Linked DNA regions of Mus musculus: all the other regions are linked to region 2. Evidence: chromatin loops called from intact Hi-C (ENCODE). Cell type or tissue: heart. All regions are shown on one strand.

Evidence for each region. A loop is a pair of places that touch in the nucleus more often than their neighbours do. Peaks named below come from ENCODE experiments on the same cell type or tissue, not always from the same donor. Only the 100,000 strongest peaks of a DNase experiment are listed, where the experiment ranks them.
Region 1: a loop joins it to region 2, with 4 times the contacts of the local background. A loop is called at or near these places in 3 of 42 quality-filtered maps.
Region 3: it touches region 2 in a loop (2.9-fold over the local background); 6 of 42 quality-filtered maps call a loop at or near these places.

The regions. Positions count from the first base shown.
Region 1 is chr16:94,307,826-94,315,825 of GRCm38, reverse strand. It overlaps a transcript of Hlcs not described here. Among named protein-coding and RNA genes, the nearest start is that of Ripply3, 17 kb to the left of the region's middle. In heart, a CTCF peak has its summit at 3,057; DNase peaks (open chromatin) are centred at 2,525, 3,055 and 6,605; H3K4me3 peaks cover 2,123 bases; H3K27ac peaks cover 2,054 bases.
Region 2 is chr16:94,565,036-94,573,035 of GRCm38, reverse strand. Dyrk1a (dual-specificity tyrosine-(Y)-phosphorylation regulated kinase 1a) reads right to left here and starts at 2,830. Exons shown (of 12, transcript NM_007890.2): 1 at 2,502-2,830. In heart, no CTCF peak of the experiment used is centred here; DNase peaks (open chromatin) are centred at 2,215 and 3,535; H3K4me3 peaks cover 4,757 bases; H3K27ac peaks cover 4,384 bases.
Region 3 is chr16:94,710,264-94,718,263 of GRCm38, reverse strand. Gm41504 (a long non-coding RNA gene) reads left to right here and starts at 4,357. Exons shown (of 3, transcript XR_876281.2): 1 at 4,357-4,415; 2 at 5,900-5,970; 3 at 6,454-7,235. In heart, no CTCF peak of the experiment used is centred here; a DNase peak (open chromatin) is centred at 4,353; H3K4me3 peaks cover 683 bases; H3K27ac peaks cover 906 bases.

The DNA of each region.
Region 1 (8,000 bases), 260 kb after region 2:
GGAGGGTATGTAAATTCCAGGCCAGGCAGTAGTAGGTGGCTTACACAGGTTCAGGGAGGTGACCATCTCAGAGAGGTATGAAACCCTCCTGCCCTTCTCTTCCCCACATTAGCTATGCATGCTTCTCTTTATTCTGGGTTGTATCCTCTGAGATAATCTGGTAACAGCAAGTTGCTGTTACCAGTGTTGGGTGAGTCTTTCTAGGTCCCAGTTTCTTAAATGGTATTGCACCCCATATGTGGTCATGTGGCTGAATGTGTTGGTCTCTAAGAACCTGTCAACAGTAGAAGGTTTTGGACATAACAACCATAAGCTAACCCCAGTCAAATGCATAATGTGTCAGTGTGTCTGGCAGCACTTGTCCATGTGGTATCCTGACCTCACTATAGCCTGTCTAACACATCTGGGCTTGGCACCCATGATGGCCCTGTGCCAACTTACACAGGAAGTTTTCTGCTCTTACAGAAACTTAATGATTTAATTACAGAAGCAAAGGCTTTCTATATTCTCCTAATGTCATTTGTCAGCATGTATCAAGCTAGTACATATAGCTTTGGGGTGTATCATGTTGGAATGTTTGATTTTCTTTTATTTTTTTCTTATTTTCGTTTTCAAGACAGGGTTTCTCTGTGTAGCCCTGGTTGTCCTGGAACTCACTTTGTAGACCAGGCTGGCCTCGAACTCAGAAATCCACCTGCCTCTGCCTTCCAAGTGCTGGGATTAAAGGCGTGCGCCACCATACCCGGCATGGAATGTTTGATTTTCAAAGCTGCTGCCTGGGTTGAGCTTCATATAAGAAATCTTTAGTAAATTTTGGCTTGAGATTAGCAAGGAATTTCTAGCATTTTCTGAAATGGCCTTAAATATACTTCTGCAGTCTGATACAGATATTTATGCGAGGCGGCGTTCTCGGCACTGATTGTAAAAGTCAAATATTGATCAATTCTGACACACACAGAAGACACCTGTGGTGGTTAGTTTTGTTGTCAGCTTGACACAAGTAGGTTCATCTGGAAATGGGAAACCTCAAGAGACAGTGCCTCCACAAGGCTGGCTTATAGAGCAGGCTGCAGTGCTGCACACCTTAAAAACCTCACTCGGGAGGCAGAGGCAGGAGCTCTGTGAGCTCAAGTCAAGTCAGTCTGCATAGGGAGGGAGCTCCAGGCCAGCCAGAGCTAGGCAGAGAAAGACCAAGGATCAGAAAAAAAAAATACATATATGTTTTATTTTCTTGACTTATGTCGAGCCCAGCCCACCGTGGTTGTACACTTGGGCAATCGATTCTGGGTTATATAAGAAACCTAGCCCAGCAAGCTTCCAATCCGGCTCCCTCCCTGCTTCCAGGGCTCATCACCAGTTCCTGCCTCCAATGTTGCCTTGACTTCATGTCGGGCTACAAGTGGAAGCAGAAATAATCCTTTTCTCCTCAAATACTAGCACAATACTCTACAGTATCAAATATTATTCAGTCTGTATGTGCTCTTTATGTAAAACCAAGCACACTAGTGTGCAGATTTGCCTTCAAGTAACCTAAGAATTATCTTGTAATTTGTTAGGAGACGTTTGATTTATGTAACTACGTTATATAGCTAAACACTGGGGTTGTGAGAAAATTTCTCAGGTGAAAGGGGTGGAAACAGTGAAGCGCTGTTGTAGGGAGCTACTTAAGCCTGAGGTGGGGTGGGTTCTCGTGTGGCCATCTCACAATTCCGACTGGATGGGCAGAAATGAGGGTAGCTTATACACCCACTTGGGGCTGCCATCTTAAGTGGGGACATCAGAGCTAGGCAGAGAAAGAAAAAAGATCGTGTTCCCCCTCTATATATACCATATACATATGGTATTTTCTTGATTTATGCTGGGCTCAGCCTACTGTGGTTGTACACTTGGGCAAGTGATTCTGGGTTATGTAAGAACCCCCTGCCTAGCTCTGGCTTTCCCAGCTGTCATAGCTGGGACCTGATAACGAGGGGGTTGGCTCTGGAACTGAATTGCTAGACACTGGGTGGGAAATCTGAGCATCTGTCTTCTGGTACTGGGAAAAGACGCCGCGGGCGGGGTGGGTACCTAGAGGCAAATGTGTCTGGCACGCGGTGCTGCGCGAATGGCAAGCCTGGCTTTGCAGGGGACAGGGAGCTGGGGATCCAGATTGCAGGGGCAGATGGCAGACTGGCTGCGCGTCCCCGACGCAAGGGCAGCTTTGCGCAGTGCGCATCCCCGCGCGCTGCTCGCCGCGGCCGCCAGGGGGCGCAGCGGGATCTCAGTGCGATCACCCTGCGGAGCGGGCAGCCGCGCTCAGGGCTGCGAGGTAAGCGAGGCGCCGCGGCGGCGGGTGTCGGGGACTCGCCAGCGGGCTGGAGCCGTCGACCAGCAGGATGGCGGGCTGGGGCCGGGGTATCGTCCCAGCACTGCAGCGTGAGTCGGGGCCACAGCCCACAGCGCTGCGAGTGGGGCTTCGGCGCCGGAGGCGGGGCTTCCGGTGGGTCCTCATCCGGGGGCCCTTGGTCCACCACCACTGCGCATGCGTGCAGTCGCGCGACCGGAACTCGCTGGGAAGTGCCTCCCGCCCTCCTGAAAGGAAAAAGCAACTGCGTAGGTTAAAAAAAGAAAAAAAAAAGAAAATCCAAAAACCCTAAATAATGTAAGAGACAACTGATAAATGATCAAAACCATTTCTAGTATATGTCACAGATGAAAGATTAGTGTCCATAATACGTAGATGGATCTTGAAGATTGAGGGTAACGAAAAAGTCAATTTAAAGAGGGGACGGGAATGGCGGACGCGCACCACATGACGTAATGCCTGGTTTCTGCTGGGTGGAAGGATACTCGGTATCTCTCCAAGAGCCAGAGCGCAGCCCGTGCCTTCACCCCGCCGTGGGACTCCGCTAGTCTGAGGGGAAACAGGCTCACACTTCGGAGTAGGTGAAAAGTGGGATCACTCCGGTAGAGGGAACTTTGATGTTGTCCATGCACTTCGTATGTATTTTTCCTGTACCCACTCACCCTTTAGGAACACCGCAGTGGGGGGGCATGTGAAACCTGGTTGCTCAGTGTAGTGGCCTGCAGGGGCACAGCTCTGCAGACAGCGTCAGAGCCAGCACAACAGTAATTGGTTGGATGAATCCGCAATGCAGCACCATTCGGTTGTGCAGAAGAGATGTCATCGGAGAGAGGGGTTTCTAGATTTCACCGGCAAATGGAAGAAAGCTAGGCATACACGAATACTATATAACTATTATTTTTCTGTGAGAAGGGACAACTAGTAAAAACTTCGTATTGTTTTTAATGAAAGAATGAAGGGAAGATTTAAATGAGTTTTGCCATTCTAAAACCTGGGGTTTATCTTTAGCCAAGATTTGTCTATCCTGAGTCAGGACTAGGTTCAGTCCCCAATACCTCTCCCCCCAAAAATAAGAAAATAATTATACTGAAGAAATGAAAAGTGAAAGATCTCTTCAAATACGAAGAAGATTTATGGAAAGCAGGGGGATTGGATAAGCAATGTTTATAAGGAAACAATGTCAGTGAAAGTGGTACCATTATCTTCACTTGTGGTGTCTCTAAATTGTCATTTTTTATTAAAGAAAATAAACCAAAGTGAATCCCAAATATCTCAGACATTTTGTAATACAAACTGTTTTTGCGATATTTGCAAAAATATTTGCAAACTGTTATGAAAGCGTCAGAGTGGGTAGAATACTGCCAGAGGGTTTTGAGTTTGCTGCTCGGTTGACCATCCAATACAGCTGAGGATTACCCAGCCTTTCTGTAGTTTATGAAGACAGGGTTCACAACGAACTGAGATGGGAAATAATAATCTAAAGCTTTCAGCACAAGGGAGAGGCATCTGTTAGGGTCCTGTCTCTCCTTGGTTTGGGATCTTTCTCTCTCCAATACAAAAAAGGTTTTAACTCTATCATTTAGGTCTTTGTCTCCCAGGCATGCCTTAGGAAAGACTTTGTAATTCTGAAGCCCCCCCCCCCTTTTCTCTGTCTCTGTCTCTGTCTCTGTCTCTCTCTCTCTCTCTCTCTCTCTCTCTCTCTGTGTGTGTGTGTGTGTGTGTGTGTGTGTATGAGACAAAGAGAGACAGAGAGAGCACTGTGCCTGTTTGCTGAGTAACCCGGAGGAGGATATCTATCACTCCTGGTCTATCACTCTCCCTTGGGACAGAGTCCCTACTGATCTGGATGACAGCAAGTTCCAGCCACACCCCTTTCTTTTCTCTCCCTGACCCACACAGTGCTGGGGTTTCAGGTGCACATGTGGCTATGCCCAGGTTTTTAGGTGGGTGCTAGGGATTTGAACTTGGGTGTTTGCCCTTGGGCAGCTAGTGTCCTTACCCCAGTCCTGAAGTTTAAAAAACATTATTCATCCCTATTGTGTGTGTGTGTGTATATACAGGTGCTTGTGTTTCCTTGAATATATGCCTGTGTACCCCTTGTGTGGTGCCTGTGGTGAGCAGACATCTCCATGTCTGATCCTTTGGAATTGAGTTATAGACTTGTCAGTTCCAGTATGGGTGTAGAGAATTGAACCCTGGTCTTTTGGATAGAACAGCCAGTTCTCTTAACCACTGAGCCATCATCTCTTCAGCTCCATATCTTTTAAATTGCCACTTGTTTGGGCAAACATAGTATTCAACAATCCCGATACCTGTTGGCCATTTGAACAGGCTGGCCAGGGGTTTTAGAACACCTCTTTGTGTCTGCAACATGTTGTAGTTAGCTACTGCTGCAAAGGCTGGTTGGTGACTGTCTGTGTAAGTATTAACTATTTTGTTTTTTTTTTTTGCTAAATGGTGTGTTATGGTTAGGACTATAAAGTTAGACACCAGAGCAGATTTAATCACAGAAAAATGAATACGCCTACAGTCCTAGCACTAGGAAGTAGAAATGAGAGGATTGGGGCTCAGGGCCAGCCTTGGCTACTTAGGGGATGGCTGTGCTTGTAGGTTTTTTCCCATTTGGCACAAACCTAGATATATCTTGGAAGAGGGGATATGAGACAGTTGCCTCCATAAGATGAGCCTGTAGGCAAGTCTGTGAGGGTACCGTCTCGATCGATTGATGTGGGAGGTACATCTCACCGTGGGTGGTGCCCCCCCCTCCCGCACAGGTGGTCCTGGGTAGCACTGAAAAGCAGGCTGTGCAGCCTGTGGAGAGCAAGCCAGTGAGCAGCCTTCTCTACAGCTGCTGCTTCACTTCCTGTCTCCAGATTCCTGCCTTGAGTTCCTGCCCTGATTTCTCTCAGTGGTGGAGTGTGGCCTGAGGGTTGTAAGCTGAAATAAACCCTGTCCTCCCCAAGTCGCTTTTGGTTGCCTTAGTCAGTTTGTGTCGCTGGATAACAACATGACCAAGGAAACTTCTACAAGGAGACGATCAGTATGGGTCCCGGTCTCTGAGGGTTCGAGTCTGCGATGGCAGAGTGAAGAAATAGTTCCCATTTTGGTCTTCAACTGTGAGGAACTGAGAGAGCACCCAGCATGTGTACACTGGGAATCCCTTCGGTCTTTCTCGTTGTTTGTTTATATATATATATATATATTTGAGACAGGGTTTCTTTGTTCAGCCTTGGCTGTCCTGCAACTCACTATGTAAACCAGGCTGGTCTCTAATTCAGAGATCCCCCTACCACTGCCTCTCAAGTGCTGGGATTGAAGGAGGGCACTGGCCATGGCCCAGCTCTCCAGTCCTTTAAAATCTCAAAGCCCCTTTCCAGTGATTCAAGGCAATGACTCCTGGTCCCGCCCCAAACAATTCACCAATTAGGGACAAAATATTCAAATATATGAGCCTATGGAGGGCACTCTTATTTGAATCTCTACAGTTGTGATGTTTTAACACAGCAATAGAAACCTAACTAGGGCAGAGGCCAACCTGGGAGATGTGAGACACCATTTAAAAAAACAAACCAGAGACCTCAGGTATGCAGGCTCCACAGACCGCCCAGCTCTCTACTCCAGGTTTCTGATGTGAGCTTATGCTAATTTTAGCTTTGGGGTTGCTGCAACCTACCAGCCTGCTAAATTAATACATTCTGAAGGTTCTACCTTCAGTCAAGAGGATAGAAGGATGAACAGCGGAGGTATATGGTAAAAGGTTGTTAAGGTCTGAACAAGCCCGAGCAATCTGGAGTTTTGAGCTGCACCCTTCTAACTACACAATCCTGAAGTCCTGATCAGTCAGTCCAAAGAACTCTCTAGGAACTTCTCTTCTCAGTCTTCGCTATGTAATGTGGACACCAAAGCTAAGAGGGGTCTTGAGCTTAGTCGTTGGTCATGGTCCCATGTAGCAGTTTTCTAAGTAGTGTGTGTGTGTGTTCGTGTGCGTGCGTGCGTATGCACGCATTGCAGGTTTAAGTAAGTCATTAAATTGATTAAATTGAACGATAGTGCTGAGGTCCACAGTCCTCAGTAGGAGAAAAGGGGGCCCCATGGGTTGGAATGACATGTTTTCATTTGGATTTATTTTTAAGCAACTATTTCTAGGAGACTGGGAACAGGGCCACCCATAGGAAAGGGAATTCCCTGGACCCATATCTTTGTTTCTAAATATCATTGTGCCTGAAAAGGAGCCAGCGGTCCTTGGAGAAATGCCTCCTTCAGGGAGAGTGAGAGATGAGCCAGGAATGGCTCCTGCCAGAAAGCACAGAGGTGTCCAGAGAGCTGATGGGGGCACGCACACCAGAGGGCGTGGAGTTTCATTTGTCAAGCCTGGCACCACCTGAGCATGAGAGTGAATGGTGGCAGTACTGGATAATGACACCGAGGAGGAAAGACTTGGAGCCAGGGATGGTTTAGTGGTCAAGCATTTGCTGTGCAGGGTGACACTGGAGTTCAGAGCCCCAGAACCCACATAAAGGCTTCGTGACGTGGTGACGTGGCCGGCCCATTCCAGCCATATCACTGAGCTCTGGATTTGATTGAGAGACCCTGCCTCAGTGAATAAGGTGGAAGAATGATTGAGGATTAGCCACCCTGCGTGCATGCGTACACAGGTGCAAGCACATCCACGTGCATTGATGTGTACACACACACACACACACACACACACACACACACACACACACACGGGAAAAGAAAAAAAAGTCCGCCACTCAAGAGTAAAAGCAAAAGGCAAATGAAATGTAAAATCAGCCAGGTGAGCAGGGTAGAGGATAGAACGGGGGCATTTCTGAGCTGTAGTAGAACAAACCTACGTAACGAGATGCTGGAGGAACAACCCAGTGAGACAGTTGTGGTTGAGACACACAAACAACCATTGGGTGAATGACCAAGGAGTAAACACTACAGTTTCAGAGTGTCACTCCACAATGTTTTATGAAGATTAAAAAGGAATTTGTTGGACACACCTACACCATGAAATTGGGAGTCAGCATGACCAGTGTGGGTTGAACTGTTGTCACGTGCCAAAACTGTACACCCTGAAATGTCATCGTATAGTGAAGAAGGGTCACTGTCTAGAAAAGCTGCTGACCAGCCAGCTGACCAACTCCCTGGAGATTGCCTAAAACCATTCACAAAAGCAGAGCCTTTTTGACCCATCACCACCCCAGCTAAGTCCCAGCTCCCTCTGCAAACCCAGGGAGATTCAGCAACAGGGCTCTGGGGGGACACATTCAAACCACAGCAGATGCAACCTGATAGTCCTGGGAGAATCGTACAGCTGGCAGTCATTAGCTGTGGGGAAATTTAAATCTGAATTCAGTTACTGCAGCATGATTGGGTAAGAGACACGGTCTTAGGAAATACACCCTGATGCTTATGGATGAAGGGTCATGATTTCTGCAGCCGAATCGCAAATCATTCTGGGAAGAAAACATTCTGTAATGTTCTGCATGCACTAACGTTTGCAGAGTGTTTCCTCTGTTGAACGCTTAAAAATGTCCAGCTTAGACGGTTACTCCTTAAAAAATTATTCTTCCTTTGTTACCACTTGTAGGGCAAATGGCTAGCTTATGCCATGCTCTCTGTAAGCTGGTGCGTGCTTTGTACAAAG
Region 2 (8,000 bases):
CCAAGTAGCAAGAGATTCAGAAATGAAGCCCTCCCTCCCTCCCGCCCTCCCTCTAGGAGTCCAACTATGTATACTATGTAGCTATGTCCTGCAGTACAAAATGATTCTTGGTCATCCAAGATTCTATACAAAATTTCTTTCTGGAACAGACATTTGCCAACCATAAACTCTGTAACATCTCTGTGCTATTTAAATTTCTATTAAAAATGGTTTAAAGTAATACCCAAAGTAAACACATACAGTATTTCTTTCCTTGACAGTTACATAATAACACCCATGACAGAATTCATGCCATGTCTGAAACAAGCCATCTTAGCTTTACCCTCAGTCACTGCACTGCACAGCACAGACTTGTCACACTGTCAGTCACTCCCATCTGTGAGTCACAAGCACAGGAGTCCAGCCACGAAGAAAACTCAGTGACAGAGTAGAACTCTCAAGTGAGACTTCTCTAGCCAAGGGTCTTTTTGACTATCCATGTTCTCGTGAATGGTATTTTATTTTTCAACTCCTAGCACATAGCAGTGGCATAGCACAGAGCATAGAGGTTACAATTTTAACAGGTCACACACCAAAGTGTCTTCAAGAAGCTCCACTGGCTCAGTCAGTCAGTTTCCTATCCTTACAGATAACAACCATCCCTTCAACTCTGCTCCTTCAAAAGACAACAAAATCTTCATCATCCACCAGGAATACAAAATGTGTGTCCTTGCCTTACAGACACAGGAGCAGCCCTTCTAGAACAATTTCTGAGCTTATGCCTCTCTGAGGTAAATACAAACTTTCTGTTGCCATTTTTACAGAGTACCTGGTATAGACGCTGACAAGAGTTTTAACTTTTTGGACAGTACCACAGACACCACCGCCGTGCTAGGGCAGAAGCTCCGAAGGGCAGGGTGCTGTAAGACAAGCACCCTGAAAATCCACATATGCAAATAAATCTTCTTAACCACTATTCCTCTGAAACCTTGACAAGTGAAATTTGAGCTCCTGTCTCCCACTTACAGTCTATTTAAAAATGTAATTCTTTAAGACAATTAAAAAAAATTTAACAAACAAAAAGTAAGATAATTCCACTACATTAACATCTCAAATCAAAATACCTAATAGTTATTCTTAACGTGCAAAGTACAGTGTCAAAAGAGAAATGTAAGTATTTAAATAAAAAATAACTTCACACCAAACTTTATGACTTATCAATACGCAAAAAGAACTCTACACTGTAACAGTTAAACGCAAAGAACAAAATGCACCAGTGGTTTCAATTCTTCCACTGAAAAACAGACTAGTTTACCTGGGGGGGGGGGGGCATGACAAGTTTCATTACAGGGGCTCATCTAAACTGTACTTCTGCAAACCCTAAATTAACTCTACCAAAACCTGTACCCAAACAGTCTAGGTTACAGCCCTGAGTCATCATACAGTACTTAATAATAAGTTAGGAGCCAATGAACAGAAAGCCAGGCTAACAACTGACATAGGCCTCCTGGAGTACTGGCTGTATGACCTTGGACTAGTCACTGCCCACCTCTAGGCTCAGTCTGCTCATCTGTAAAATGGGCAGCATTTCCAACTGGGAGGTTATTCGAGGTAATATATAAAAGGCCTTGCACTAATCTATGAGTGTGCAAACAGTTACAAGGAATATTTTCTTGGGATTTGGCAGAACTCAAGAAGCAAACGATGCTGCACCTCGACGACAGGAGTCACATAATCTAGGGCTGGGCAAAGACAAGACAAGTCATTGGAGTCACTGACTCACGAATTTTGCCATTTTTAACTATTTCGGGGTAGGGAGGGGCCTCTAGCTTAGTGCTGATATTCAGCAGCTCTGGGGCCTCTGGAGCCTGAGTGGGTCTGAGCCTATAAATAGATGTTGAAGTTTTGAGGCGATACACAGGTCTCCATTCTAATTCCAGTCTCCTCCCGCTGCTATGCAGGTCACCCCGGCCCCTCCGGTGCCCTGGGTGGCCCGCGCTCGCGGCCCGACTTCCGAGCACACCAGGTCCCCAGGCCCGAGCGCGGGCCCACTGGGCCTCGCAGGCAGCAGGCTGCCGACCTTCGCCGGCCCGGCCCGGCCGGGCCTTGCGTCCTCGCCTCCCGGCCGCCAGCCCCATTTTCTGATCCCGTGCATTGTCCTTGCCCAGAACCCCGGCGCTCCGCACGCCGGTGGGGACCGAGAGGAGGGACGAGGGAGGAGCTGGGGGCAGAGGATGAGGAGGAAGAGGAGGAGGAGGAGGAGAACAGCCTCCTCCCCTGCGCCCGGGCAGCCAGTGGAGGTCTGGCGCCGGCCCGGCCCGAGGCAGCGGGTCCCACCCGCCGCAACTTTCCTCGGGGACGAGGCCTTCTTCCCCGGGCCCCGGGCCGCCCGCCCGCCCGCCCGCTCGCTCCTAAGATGGCAGGTCCCTCCCTCCCTCCGCTTGAGGCCTGGCGAGCCCGGCTCGCAGGCCCCGAGAAGCCGCGCGCTGGGCCGCGCCGCGCCGGGCGGGGCGGACACTCACCGGGACGATGGCGGGGCGCTCGCGCCGCTCCCTCCGGTGAGTCTCAGCCTCGAGCTCCCGCGCCGCGCTCCCGCCGCGGCCTCCGCAGCCAGCGCCGCCCCGGCCGCCTCTCTCCGCCCCCGGCGTCCCGGCTCCGCGCCGCAGCCGCGCTGGCTCAGGGTCCGTCGGGCTGGCGGGGCCGGCGGCGCCCGCGGCCGGGGAGGCAGGCGACAGCCCCTCCCCGGCAAATACCGCAGTCCCCGGGCCCCCGAGTGTCGGCGGCGGGGCCCGGCCCGGCCCGGTGCGGAGGGCGGCGGCGGCGGCGAGGCCGGGCGCCGAGTGGCGGCCGCTGCCGGCCGCTTCTTCCCGACGAGGATTTTTGTAAATCTCACAAAATGGCGCGCGCTCCGAAGCTGCGCAGCGAGCAGCGCCGGGGCCCGAGCGGCGGCGGCGGCGGCGGCGGCTCCGCCAGGAGAGCCCGGACCGCCCGCCCCCGATCCCGCACAGACACTCGCGCACACTCACCGCGCGCACACTCGCCCTCGCACACGCTCCCTCACACTCACACCGGTCCCGCCCGCTCGCCGGCGGCGGCGGCGGCGGCAGCGGCAGCGGCACCAACAGCAGCAGCAGGAACAGCAGCACAAGCGGCGGCGGCGGTGGCGCCCGCACCCCCGCTCGGGGAGTCCGCTTTCTCAGCCCGACCTGGGCCGCGATCGGCAGCAGCGACGGCAGCAGTCTCCCCGGATCCCCCCGCCGCGGTTGCCGCCGCCACCCCCGCCTCACTCCAATGGGGCTTTTTATTATTATTCGGGCGGGAAGCGAAAGGGTTTAAAAAAAAACCAACCAACAAAATGGCGACGGACCGACCCGGTCGCTATAGCAACTGTCAATCAAAACGCAAAACCCCGGCTGACGTGCTGACGTCCTCCGCCCGCCCCTCCCGGCCCCAAGCCGGCGGGCGGGGCCTGTTGCTCGGGTAACGGCAGATTCCGTTCCCTCCTTCCCCTCTCTCCTCCGTCCCCCAGCCAACCACCCAACCCCCCTCAGGTCACGTGAAGGATAAATTCGGAGCTCGGGCCCGCTATGAGTGTCAGAGGAGGGCGCGTGATTCGCTCGGGGGAGGGGAGTGGAGGGAAGGGAAGGGAAGGGACGGGGGCGAGGCGGTGGCCTGCCGGTGCGCGAGCGAGCGAGCGAGCGCCTGCCGCCTCGCGGCCGCCTCGCCCCGCCCCCGCGCTCGCTCCCACGCCGACTGCGGCCGGGCCAGCGCGCGCCCCCGTGGCGCAGCGCGCTCCCGCGCCGCGAGCCCGCAGCCCCGCCCGCGCGGCCCGGGAAGGAAGGGAAGCGGAGGGCAAGCCGCCCACCTCGCGGCCCTGGGAGGCCGCCGTCGCGAGCCCCTATCCCGACCGGGCCCGCGCAGGCCTGGACGATCGCTGGCGTCCGGCTCACCTCCGGAATTACGCCCGCGGCTGCAGGCGCGCGGCCGCCACCTTACTCGGACCGTGCCCGCGCGCGGGCCGCGCAGAAACTTTCCAGGCTGGGCACGCTCCCGGGCGCCGGTTCCCCGGCTTCTCCATCGGAATGCCCAGCCAGCGCCAACCCCAGGGCTTTCGGAGGGGGTTGGGGGGGGGGGTTGTTTTTTGTTTTTTTTTTTATTGTTACCTGTCCTAAGTCACCTCGGTTTCCCGATTCTTAAATTTGCCCACTTGGCCTTAACCGTCGAATCTTCACCGGAATTCTGCCTTTCGGTTTTTTTGTTTTGTTTTTTATTCTACTGTCTTCCGCCTGGCTAAATACTGCTGGGTGTCCTCTCGGGCCATTGACACTGAAGTCCCCTGTGCTGGCTACTTTGTAATTAGGAGACAGCTACTGGCTAAAATTGTATTTTGTACCTATTCTAAAATAATGGCGTTAGCTAGTAGCTTAAAAGGATATACATAAAGATATTTTCGTGTGTAAGTATATACACTGTTGCACACCAAAAGTAACTGGATTTATTTCTACACATGGTTTTTACCATAGTGGTGTTGACGTTTTGCTTAAGCTCTTTGCAACAGATGCAGTCTTATAAACAAATGTAAAAACACCAGTCAATACTGGTCTCTGTGCAGTATGATCCTAGGAAACACTTGGCTTCGGTGATTTCCAACAAACCTCCTATAGTTAGCACACCACTGATATACTAAAGCACCTATTCAACTTACAAAAAAGGGGGGGGGGGCAAAAACTAAAGTAAATTAGGGCACAGGAAGGAAAGTAAGTTGCTTTAGACTGCCTCGGATATAAAACATTTCCAGCGTCTGACAAACATACGTTTGGCTGCCCTGTTGATATAATTTAATTAAAGTCCACAAACAATGTAATTAATCTGAAGAAACTGAAGTGTCCAAGAGTGTCCCTTACACAGAAGTTAGTACCAGGTCCTTCCCAAACACAAGCTTTCTCCAGTTCCTCCTCCTGCCTCACCTCCAGGCTTCTCACCCCATTGACCAGATATTCTTTTCCAGCACAACGCTAAAAACTAAAATCCCCATCAAATGTTTGAAAGCTGGTAAAGGGGAAACCTGGGTAACACTGGCCATCTATGACAGGGTGTCAAGGAAGAGCTCAAGCTGGAAGCCACTCCGTGTGAGGCAAAGTCTGAAGGCTGTGCACACTCGAGCTTAGGCAGTGTTGATCCCTGTATCTAAGAGACGGACCCCTCTCCCAAACCCGTACCATGGCAGCCTTACCTGACACCAGTCAATGAGTTGTCATGTCTGGGCTGGGAATGCTATCAAGTATTGGATATGGATGTCACCTATAAAGTGGCCTGCACATTTATGGCCTGTGACAACCAAGGGACGCAGTGGCCTCTGGAAGAAGCACCAACTAGTTGTGCCTGGATACAGAAATTAAAACTTTGGTTTTACGTGAGAATCCTACCTGAGAACATGGAAAAGCAAAGACAATCCCCCTAGCCTCAGTCACTGCCGTCCAGCCTGCTCTAGAGCACCCAGTCCCCGCAGAAAATGACCCAGCCCATTCTACAGAGAGAAGACAGGTGACTAGTGACACCCTGGTGTGACACTACCTGTGAGCAGTGAGGACAGGATTCAAATCCAAGTGTATTTGCAACTCAGTGTTCCCACCACACCAAAGTGTTGTAAATCTTCACAGAGGTCATCAAGTCAAAAAATGAGGTCTTTGGGCTGGATCCAGATTCGAAATGACCAATGTCCTTAAAGCAAGCTGGACATAGAGACACAACAAACCAGTGGCAAGGGACGGAAAACCAAGGAAAATTGGAGACTACTGAACCCTGGCCAAGGACAGATGTATCCCGGCTGTCCAGTCTGCACCTCCTTTGTGATAGAGACCCAGTTGAGGTGCCAACAAGGTTTTTCCTGGCTCCTGCATCCCGTTTAGTGATCATCTCAGTGCTGCACTATTTTAAACCCATTAGGTTGAGTAGGTGGAACCTGGCTGGGAATTAAACCACCTCTGCCCCTCAGGTGAGGCAAGAAGGGGAACAATTCACAATTCAGCCCTGGACAGTGCCAGGCCTGCAAGCCAAGCCCCTCCCCCTCGGTCCCCACAGACTGGGGCTGATGGAGTAACGTGTGGTACGTGACAGCATACTGTTCAGACGCAGTCCATCGGTGTATATAAAACAAAGGAAGATGAAGGCCTTATAGAAACTGACATAGATAATAGGATGTGAAGCTAATAGCTCTCTGCATCTGAGGGAAAAACAAACAAACAAACAAAAAAACCCTAAAAACTGTACAGCCATTTAAACAATGTAACAATGTGAAAGAGTCACGGTGTAAACAGCACTCGGAGGTTGTTGCCAGAGCTGCTGGATCAAAACCTGGGCTCTTAAATCCTAACACATTAAGATGACAGACAGTAAGCCAGGTGTGGTGGCTCACACCTTTGATCCCAGCACTTGGGAGGCAGAGGCAGGCGGATTTCTGATTTTGAAGCCAGCCTGGTCTACAAAGTGAGGTCCAGGATAGCCAGGGCTACACAGAGAAACCCTGTCTCGATAAAACAAAACAAAACAAAACAAAACAAACAAACAAAAAAAAAAAAAAACAGACAGACAGTAGTGAGTATGCAGAGATTTATTCAACTTAGCTACACCAGGAAGAGAGGAACGGGAGGCCCGGTGGATAGAGGTCAAGAACTAAGCTCAGTTAAGCAGGTACTGCCCGTGCTGTCCCAGCCAACATAAACAAACTCTAAGCTCCTCTCTTGTGCAAGGTGGTCTAACAAGTTGTCAGACGGTATGAAATCTCTTCCTCTCCGCCAGGTTCCTCTTCTGACAGACACTGAGACCCGTTCCTTCACCCAGCCTGCAACTCCTGGGGAAATTCCAATTCCTTCGGGTGCATTGTGTGATAGGCAGTGGGAAAAATTGCATTTCCTCCTGCCGGCAAAGCTTACAAGACTGCCCAGGGAAGTCCTTGTACTGTCTTCATGGCAACTAACATATTCTTCCAGGCTTTCCTAGGGAAATGTGTGGGGTCCTCACTCTACGCACGCACTGAGTGTCCTTTTTTACTGCTTGTAAAAATGATAATCTTTTTATAAACCTCCTGAGGACCTATGGGCAGGTAATGATTTCTGGGGGGGGGAGGGGGGGAGAAGTTCTCTTCAGTGGTATAACCACTGGTAAATTACCCATACTCTTCCAGTAAATAGTCTCTCACCCATGCTCCTGCAGACAACTTCAGTCAAACCTATTGGGTGCCCCCCAAATATGATTACTGGATATCTGCATTCCCTGCGTATCTGGTGAACACTTCGGAAGGCAGGAAGACAGGTTTCTTCATGTTGACTTCTTTGCTGCTAAAAAGGAGAAAGAAAGAAATGAAGCACGTGTTGTTAAGGCCACCTCATGGATACCAAAAGCTTGCACTCAGCAAGCCAGCCAGTCTCACTGCGGCTGCCTACTTCTTCTCCCAGCGTATCCCAAAGCAAGTCCTCCCGACTTCCTCCCTGCTTCTCTCAGCCATGGTCCTGAACAAATTGCTGGGCCAGCACCTCAGACTGCTTCATGCCCAGATATGGCTCAAACAATTCCCTGGGCTTGAAAGCGATACTGATTGATTTCCTTCTCAGCCTGTAGGTATGTTTGCCAGGACTATTTCATAAATTATCATTAACAGTTTCTTTCCCCGAGACTTTTTTTTTTTAAAGATTTATTTATTTATTATATGTAAGTACACTGTAGCTGTCTTCAGACACTCCAGAAGAGGGCATCAGATCTTGTTACAGATGGTTGTGAGCCACCATGTGGTTGCTGGGATTTGAACTCCGGACCTTTGGAAGAGCAGTCAGGTGCTCTTACCCACTGAGCCATCACACCAGCCCCTTTCCCCGAGACTTTAAGAAAAAAATAAATAAATAGAAAATCTGAAGTTTCAACAAGAAGAGAACACACCTCAACAAAGAGGACGGTGAAATCAGGTGCCTGAGAGCTGTCCCCAGATGTCTGCAGGACACTGTTTCACACCTGTGTGCACAGGTACA
Region 3 (8,000 bases), 150 kb before region 2:
TAGTATACCTTGTGTGTCACCAGTGTGTCTCAGGATCTATTATGCAAGGTGTCTTGAAAGGGCCCAAAGGAGTCGGAGTAGGTGACCATCAAGGCTCCATGCCCATGAGATTGCAATACCATGAAGTTCAAGCAGTCCCACTGAGCCCCTCACACTGAGCACAGGCCAAATGTGGCCCGGGGAACGTTCACAATCTTCCTTTTTTCTTTCTACCTAAGGTATGCAGAGGGAAAGCAGAGAAACTCAGGCTCAAAGCCTTCTTCTAAGATGCCAGGAAGCTTTTGTTTACATGAGAGATGGCACTCAATCTTTGCCATATTGAAACTGAGAAAACTGTTTAAATTTAAAAAGAAAATCAGTGCCCATATACATGACACTCTTATGGGGGAAAAAAAAACCCACATTTTCTAGAATAAGAGCTTCACACTTGGCATTATGTGTCATTCTAGAGTCTTGCTCCCGTGGCCGGTCTGTGCCTCTGTCACAAGTCATGGAGTCCTTGAAAAATGTTCAGGAGGGAAGAAAGTTGAACAGCCTTAGGGCTGTTATGAATAAAGCCTTCTGACACCACAGGTACCTTAAAAGCAGCTTAGGAACCCCAGGAGTCCCTGATATCATGGCCACAGACTCAACCGTATGTCCTTAGACAGGGGTTAGACCAACTTCAGGGCCACAGCAGGAACGGCAATGCTTAGAGGGATCGTGGGCACATACTTGTCACAGGAGGGCAGAGTACACCATGAGAGGACACTAATCAGAGCCTACCCTAGTCAGAGAGAAGCTAATGGCTCAGAAGTTAGGGGAAGTCCTCAAACCTGAGCAGGAAGAAGAAGTCAAAGTTAGGGGCATTGAACCCTCAACCGCCTGACTTCAGTTTACATGGAAAGCCCCCCATGGTGGCAGGTCCCCATAACCCCAGGACTAGGGAACAGGAGGTAGACAACGGGATCACTGACGCTCACTGGCCAGGGAGTCTAGCCAAATTGCTAGGCTCTCGGTTCAGGAAGAGGCTTTGTCCTAAACGGCGGCGAAGTAGAGAGTGACGAGAGGAGATAAGACTGCTCTTGCATAAGACCCGACTCAGTTCCCAGCACCCACATCAGAGGGCTCACAACCGAGGTGGAACCTTCTGGTTTTTTTGGAAAGCCAGTTATGTCAAATGAGGTTTTGCTGGGGCACACAGATGATGGGATGCTTTGCTAAAGTGGACACGTGGAAGGTTTTCCTGAAGCAGACCCAGGTGAAAGGACACTTGATGGTGTAAATATGTCCCCACAGGCAGTGGGAGCTTGGAGCCTTGGTTAGCTTTGGTCCACCTGGATATTCTTCTTGGCTAATGACAGGTATGTATTGGTTTGCCAACATGTATGTATACACGTATGTATCAATTTGCTGACAGGTATGTATCAGTTCGCTTTACACTGCATTGCTGAGCTTCACTCATGGTGATGCCATAGTGAGAAACTCACCAAAGAACTTTGCATGAGGTTCCCGCAGCGTCTTGCCACTTCTGTGGCCTCTGGCCGGTTGGCAAGCCTTATGGTTTCTTCTGGATTGAGCTGCCCTTGCTGGTTCGTGTGTGGTGCCTGCCCAGAGGCCTGGACTGCAGCTACTGATATCCTGACAACGAAGACTGGATTCTCCCACAAGGAACTATTTCTCAGCAGGTCCACTTCCCCCGTGTCCTAATAACTTTTCCTTTCCACTTCCTCTGGTGGGTGGTAGGCTAGAGGGGAGGTTGAACACTTGTTAAAGTAGGTTGGAAAAAATATATGCTTACACACAACTGCCTGTAACTCCAGCTCCAGGATCTCCAGCGCCCTCTCATGGCCCCCAGGAACACTGCACTCACATGCATATACCTACACACAGACACATAATACAAATTTACATCAAAATTTGAAACACTTAAAAAGTGAGTAGAGAGAAACACAGAAACAAGAAAACCCCTTATAATTTTTCAGTTCTGTCCTTTCTATGTCAGTCCCAAAATTCTTGGCAGGAAGAAATGGTCGGCTTTTTAGCAGGTGCTAAGAGGAAGTGGGCATCAACACAGCCTCTAGTCCCAACACAAGACCCTCCTGTGGCAACACGAAGGCTCTTGCTTCCAGCCCTCACTCGGCCTCTGACCCACTGCCTTTTCCCCCCTCTTCCTCCCAGTGACTTCAGGGTACCTGGATCAGCTTCTCAGAGCATGAAAGGAAGAAAGCAGGGAAGCTCTGGCTGGGAAAGACCAGACCAACACTATTACACTCTTCTGGGGGAGAGTGTGTTACGCCTGGGAATTTTATCAAAAAAGCAATGGACATTCTTAGAGTCTACTTTTAACTTTTAATTCTATATAAAATGCTTGTGTTAGGAGTGTTTTAATAAAGGAGGGCTAATCTGAAACTGCCAGTCCTATTTATTATGTGAAGAGGGTTCATTTCTTCACATCTATTTGTGGGGTGTGTGTGTGTGTGTGTGTGTGTGTGTGTGTGTGTGTGTGTGTGTGTCACAGTGCATGTGTGGAAGTCAGAGGACAAGCAGAAGGAGTCCATTTTGTTCTTCCGTGTGTATCCCGGGAACTCAGGTCTTCAGGTTTGTAACAAGCACCTTACCTTACCCATTGCACGATCTAGCCGGTCCTTGGGTAGGTTCATCTTTAAGAAAGGGTTGGTAAGTAAGTCATCTTAAGTTTTCATAAGTCATTTACAAATTATTTTAAAATGTAAAGAATAAGAGGAGCCAGGGCTGTGGCTCAAGACCAGCCCAGGCTAGAAGCCATGTATAAAAAAGAGGGAAGAGGAGCCAAATAAGGGAGGGACCCTGCCAGGGACACTTGTTACCCAAGTTATGCGTAGATGAAGGAGGCTCAAATACTCATAAATAGCTAGAATTTGAGATAAAATGTGTAAAACAGATAATTAGTTCCAGATGCTAGAAAACACTAAAATATGATGGTCACAAATGAAACAAAAATTACAGACTTTCAAGTCCCCAAGACAATCTGTCCCGACTCTTCACCAACAGAGGGCTGGGGGAGGGGACTCGGGGAGGAGGTGAGGGGATGGGTTCTAACAGCACAGCGCCTTGGGAAAGGACAGACTTACACTGTCTCCTCTGTCACTCCTGCCTTACATGGTGTTTTGTCTGCTGCCCCCTGAACTCGGCTGCTTTCCTAGGGAGATTCACGTTCCCTGGGCTGGGAGCAGAGTGAGAATCCGCCCAGTACATACCAAGCCCACTGGTGAACGACCAAAGAAGCACCGGCTGAAAAGCCATGTCTTTAGGGTTGGTTTCTTACATTTTCCCATGTAGACTCATACAGAAAGCTTGTTCTGTGGATGCGGTGGGAGGCGACACAGGAGGACACCAGGGCTAGGAGGAGCAGAGATGTGTCAGTGGTCCCCTGCCCCTCTTGCTCCCAGAGCCCTTGAAAGATGTGAGTTAGAGGCCTTCTCCCGCCTGGAAACGTTAAATTATGCGAATAGCCTGGCAACAAACTCCTAACTGCTTGGCCCATTAATCAGGCCAAGCCATAAATTTCCTGCCTCATTGCCCCGTGGAGAATCCTTCTGGAAGACTGTCAGACTGGAGTAGCTGTGAAGCTCCAGCAGGGGATAGCCATCTCGGGTCAGTGTCCGCTGTGTGTCAGGAAGGCTCAGCGAGTAGACGGACCCAGGAGAGCAGCGCAGGCAGGCCCTACGGTGCTTGCTCTTTATGCCGCGTGGTCTTAGACAAGACTCTGCGCCGCTCTTGCTTCTTCATTAATAAACTAGATGGTTTGGGAGACTGGAGAGGTGGCTCTGTGGTTAAAAGCACAGAGTGGCGGCTCTTTCGGAGGACAATTCCTAGTCTCACAAATGTTTGTAACTCTAGTTCCAAGGAATCCAATGCCCAGTTCTGACTGCTGACATCAAGGCACATGGTGCAGACATACACACAAACAAAACACCTATACACATAAAATAATACAATTAAGTTTAAAAAAAAAAACAGATGGCTTGGGAGGCTAGTAAAATGAAGTATATGAACTACGAGGTGATGTTAAAAGTTTTGGGTAACAGAAATGGACCAACCTGGACCATAAGCCAGTGTCACCCCAAAAATCTCCTCGCTGGCATTACCCTGGCTTTGCTGGGAGAAGGCCCCGCCCTTCCCACCTATGTGACCAGTCACTGGACCAGGGTGCAACAGCATCAGAATGTCTCAAGATCCAACGTGCCTGAAACTTGCTATGAACCAAACCTATGCCTGCTTTTTCTCTGAAGAGCAAAATCAAGCAGGGCGCACGCGCAGAGGACACCGGACCGCTGCAGAGGCTGCGTCCTGCGCCGGCCGGTCCGCAGCATGCCCACCAGGGGGCGCTGTGGCCGCCGCTGCGTTCCTCGCAGGGCGCGGCTCCCTGGGCTGCTGCAGGAAACTCAGATCAGGTATGTAGGGTGTGTGTGCAGAGGCTCAGGGTACTGGGCAGGTATCAAGCCCCGGGTGTTGCCGGTTTCCAGGGGAAGGTTGTCATACTTGCACAGCTCGCTTACGCTATGCTATGGCTTCAGCCTGAAACCGCATAGACTCCTGATCGTGCCAAAGGACAGTACTGTGGGCTGTGCTGACATTCCTTGCATGGATGCTCTGGTATAGGCACCTTGTAGGGATGGTTGTGTGGGTGTTCCTCACACTGCAACACCTCTAGGTTTGCCCAAAGGAAAGTGTCTCTAAGGCAAGTCCTCAGACAGATGGGATCAACAGAGATGACCCACGTAGCTATCCTGAACCAAAAGGGGATAAAGTTAGATCCATCCTAACCTTAAGGGGAAAAAAAAAGTGTGACATGAGGTTTTTTTGTTTTGTAATTTCACAGTGGTAGCTGTATGTTGATAATTCTATAGTAAGTGATAAATGTAAGTTATGTGATGACTGGGGGTGTGGCTCAGTGGTAGGGCACAGGACTAGTGCCTGTGAGACTCTAGGTTCAGTCCCTAATACCGATGATGATGATGATGATGATAATGGTGATGGTGATGATGGTGATGATATGAAATTACAATGCTCAGATGACTGCTTAACTTGTCTTGAGAGTATGTGTGTCACTTTTTACCAAGTTTATATTTGTGCATCCCTATGACTGTAAGAATAGTGGCCTCCACAATCCCTGCTATTTGCTTTTTGAGACAGGGTCTTAACGGAGTAGCCTTGGCTCACTAGTAGACCAGGCTGGCCTTGAACTCAGATCTCTGCCTTAAAGTGCTAAGATTAAAGGCATGCCCTACATATCCTTAACATCATCTGCTGTTATGTTTCTAAGCCTAGCCATTCTCCAAGGATATAGTCACAACGCGTGCGCACACACACACACACAGAGACAGCTAATATACAAATTAAATCAATACAGTAGAGGGAGGGAGGTGGTGGCACACTTGGGAGGTGAATGCAGAAAGACCTGGAGTTCAAAGACACCCTGGGACCCTAAGACCCTGTCTCAGGTCCTTTTTTAAGGAGGCAGAGGAGCTGTCGTGTAGATTACTAGATAACTGTGCTTGCCTAGCACACGAGAGCCCTTGGTTAATTCCCCTGCATGGCACAAAACTGGGTGTGATGGTGCATGCCAGAAGCCCAGCATTGCGGAAGGCTGGAAAATCAAGAGTTCAAGGTCACCCTCAGCTACAAACAAATTCAAAACCAGCCTAGAAAAATAAATGAATAATAAACAAAATTTAAACTTCAAGCAAGATCACATTGTGGTTTAAATCTGTGTGCTGGCAAATCCTAAAACTGAGTTGCTGTGAGGTATCCCTGCCAGAGAACACACAGACAGACTTAAAGCCAAATGGTCTTTAGTCTCAACAGCTCATGGCTGCACCGAGTCACGTAGCCCCAGGCCTTCCTGTTCTTAGCTTTTTATACGCAAAACCCACAGCCTGGATTGACACACTTCAATCAGCAGGAACAAGTAGCTGTGAGTGGAGCCACAGAAGCCGAGAAAGCAAGGTTGGTACATGTCCTAGAACTGTGTGTGGCCCATGATGGGCTGGGTCTTTGTTCCTGTTTTGGCAGGAGCTGGGGTCTTTGGTTATGAGGGTTCTAATGTGGCCTCAGTTGTGCTAAGGTCTGGGGCCTGTTTCGCAGTTTGTTGGACACTGACATCACTCCGTTTGAAACCTGTGCATTGAAGTGGGTTTTTTCCCCCTTTACCTGGGCTACTTTCTTTCTTTCTTTTTTTTTTTTTAAAGATTTATTTATTTATTATATGTAAGTACACTGTAGCTGTCTTCAGACGCACCAGAAGAGGGCATCAGATCTCATTACGGGTGGTTGTGAGCCACCATGTGGTTGCTGGGATTTGAACTTCGGACCTTCGGAAGAGCAGTCGGGTGCTCTTACTCACTGAGCCATCTCACCAGCCCCTGGGCTACTTTCTTACTTCAAAGCTTTTTCTGTAAGTTGTCTCATTGTGTTCTTCTATACGTTAAGGTTCTGTGCAGAGGACCCCGTTCAAGCAGGCTATATCCAGGTGGGAGACAATCTTGAGGTTCGCTGTCCTGTGGGCACCCAGTTGCTTCACTGGCACCCATTGGAACGGTCATGTCTCCCTGCTTTCCTGACCATCTTTGCAACGCTTCCCAACCCAGAGCCAGCAGGATGTTTTTCTGAGTCCTGATTCCATGCAATGACCTGTCGCCCATTCTCTACCAACACACAGCATCTCGGTTTCTCTGTGTGTGTCTGTGTTCACAGAAAATCTCAAACTCAGGTGGTGTCACTGTGCCAGCTCTGTTCTGCTTCCAAAATAATTTTAGATATTCTTAAAACATCTCTCAAAATTGCATTTCTATAAAAACTTTACCATCACCTTGACGAACTGGACAGAAAAACTGCCTGGAATTTTGATTGGGAGAGTGATGGCGCTTCAGATGAATTTATAGAGAAAAGAAGAAAACTGATGACTGTTTCAAGCAACATGAACGTCAGACCACTCTGTTTAGACCAACCTTAATTTCATTTATTTTTGTTTATAGTGCACATATACATATGCAAAAATATCACATGTGGAGGTCAGAGGACAAGTTGTTTTATTAGGGATGAGAGAGAGAAGTGGAGAGCTATAGTTTTAAAAAATCTATTGAAAAGTTCAACCTCACTGGTAAAGCCAGAAATTTGAAGTGAGCGAGCCTAGCACTGGTGGGTTTTGACATTACTAAGTTGATAAGTTTGCTCTAGAAACAACATACAAATTTCCTTAGCAATATAAAGCTATATGTATATATATGTATTATAATACAGATTATATATATATATATGTGTATATGTATATATATATATATATATATATATATACACACACACACACACACACAAACATACTGTCTTTTCCAGAGTATTTCAAAATGGGACTGGAGAGATGGTACACACACACACACACACACACACACTCATAAATAAAAAAGTGTTTAAGTGCAAACAATTCATAGAAGTCTGAAAATTCTGTGAGTATTCACAGGACCCGCAGTGGGGCAAAGGTCAGTTTTAGCAGGATAGAAGTCAACAGCCATGACGGAAAGAATTGACATCTAACTGTATAAAAGTGTAAAATTCCTATAGATCAAAGATGCTGTGGAGAGCCTGGATCATGGCTCAGGTTTTAGAGGGCACGTCTAGCATGCATGAAGCCAGGGTTTGGTCCCCAGCACTGCATCAACAGGGGATGGTAGCTTGTGCCTATAAGCCCAGCACTGGGAAGAGAGAAACAGGAAGGTCTGTAGTTCAGGATCCTCCACTTCACAGTGAGCGTCACAGCCTGGGACAGATGAGCTGGAGAGACTGAACTCCCCTATAAACCCTCAGTGATGTGCTTCCCACAGGTAGGCGGGATTACAGGTGGGGGGGGGTGGACAGCTCTTCCCTCACTCCCATGTCCCAGTGCAATCATCAATTATCATTCACAGCAAGGGAAGGGTGGCTCAGAAGGCAGAGCCCAGAGAACCAAACTGTGATGACCTCTGCTCCCGCCATTATACAAT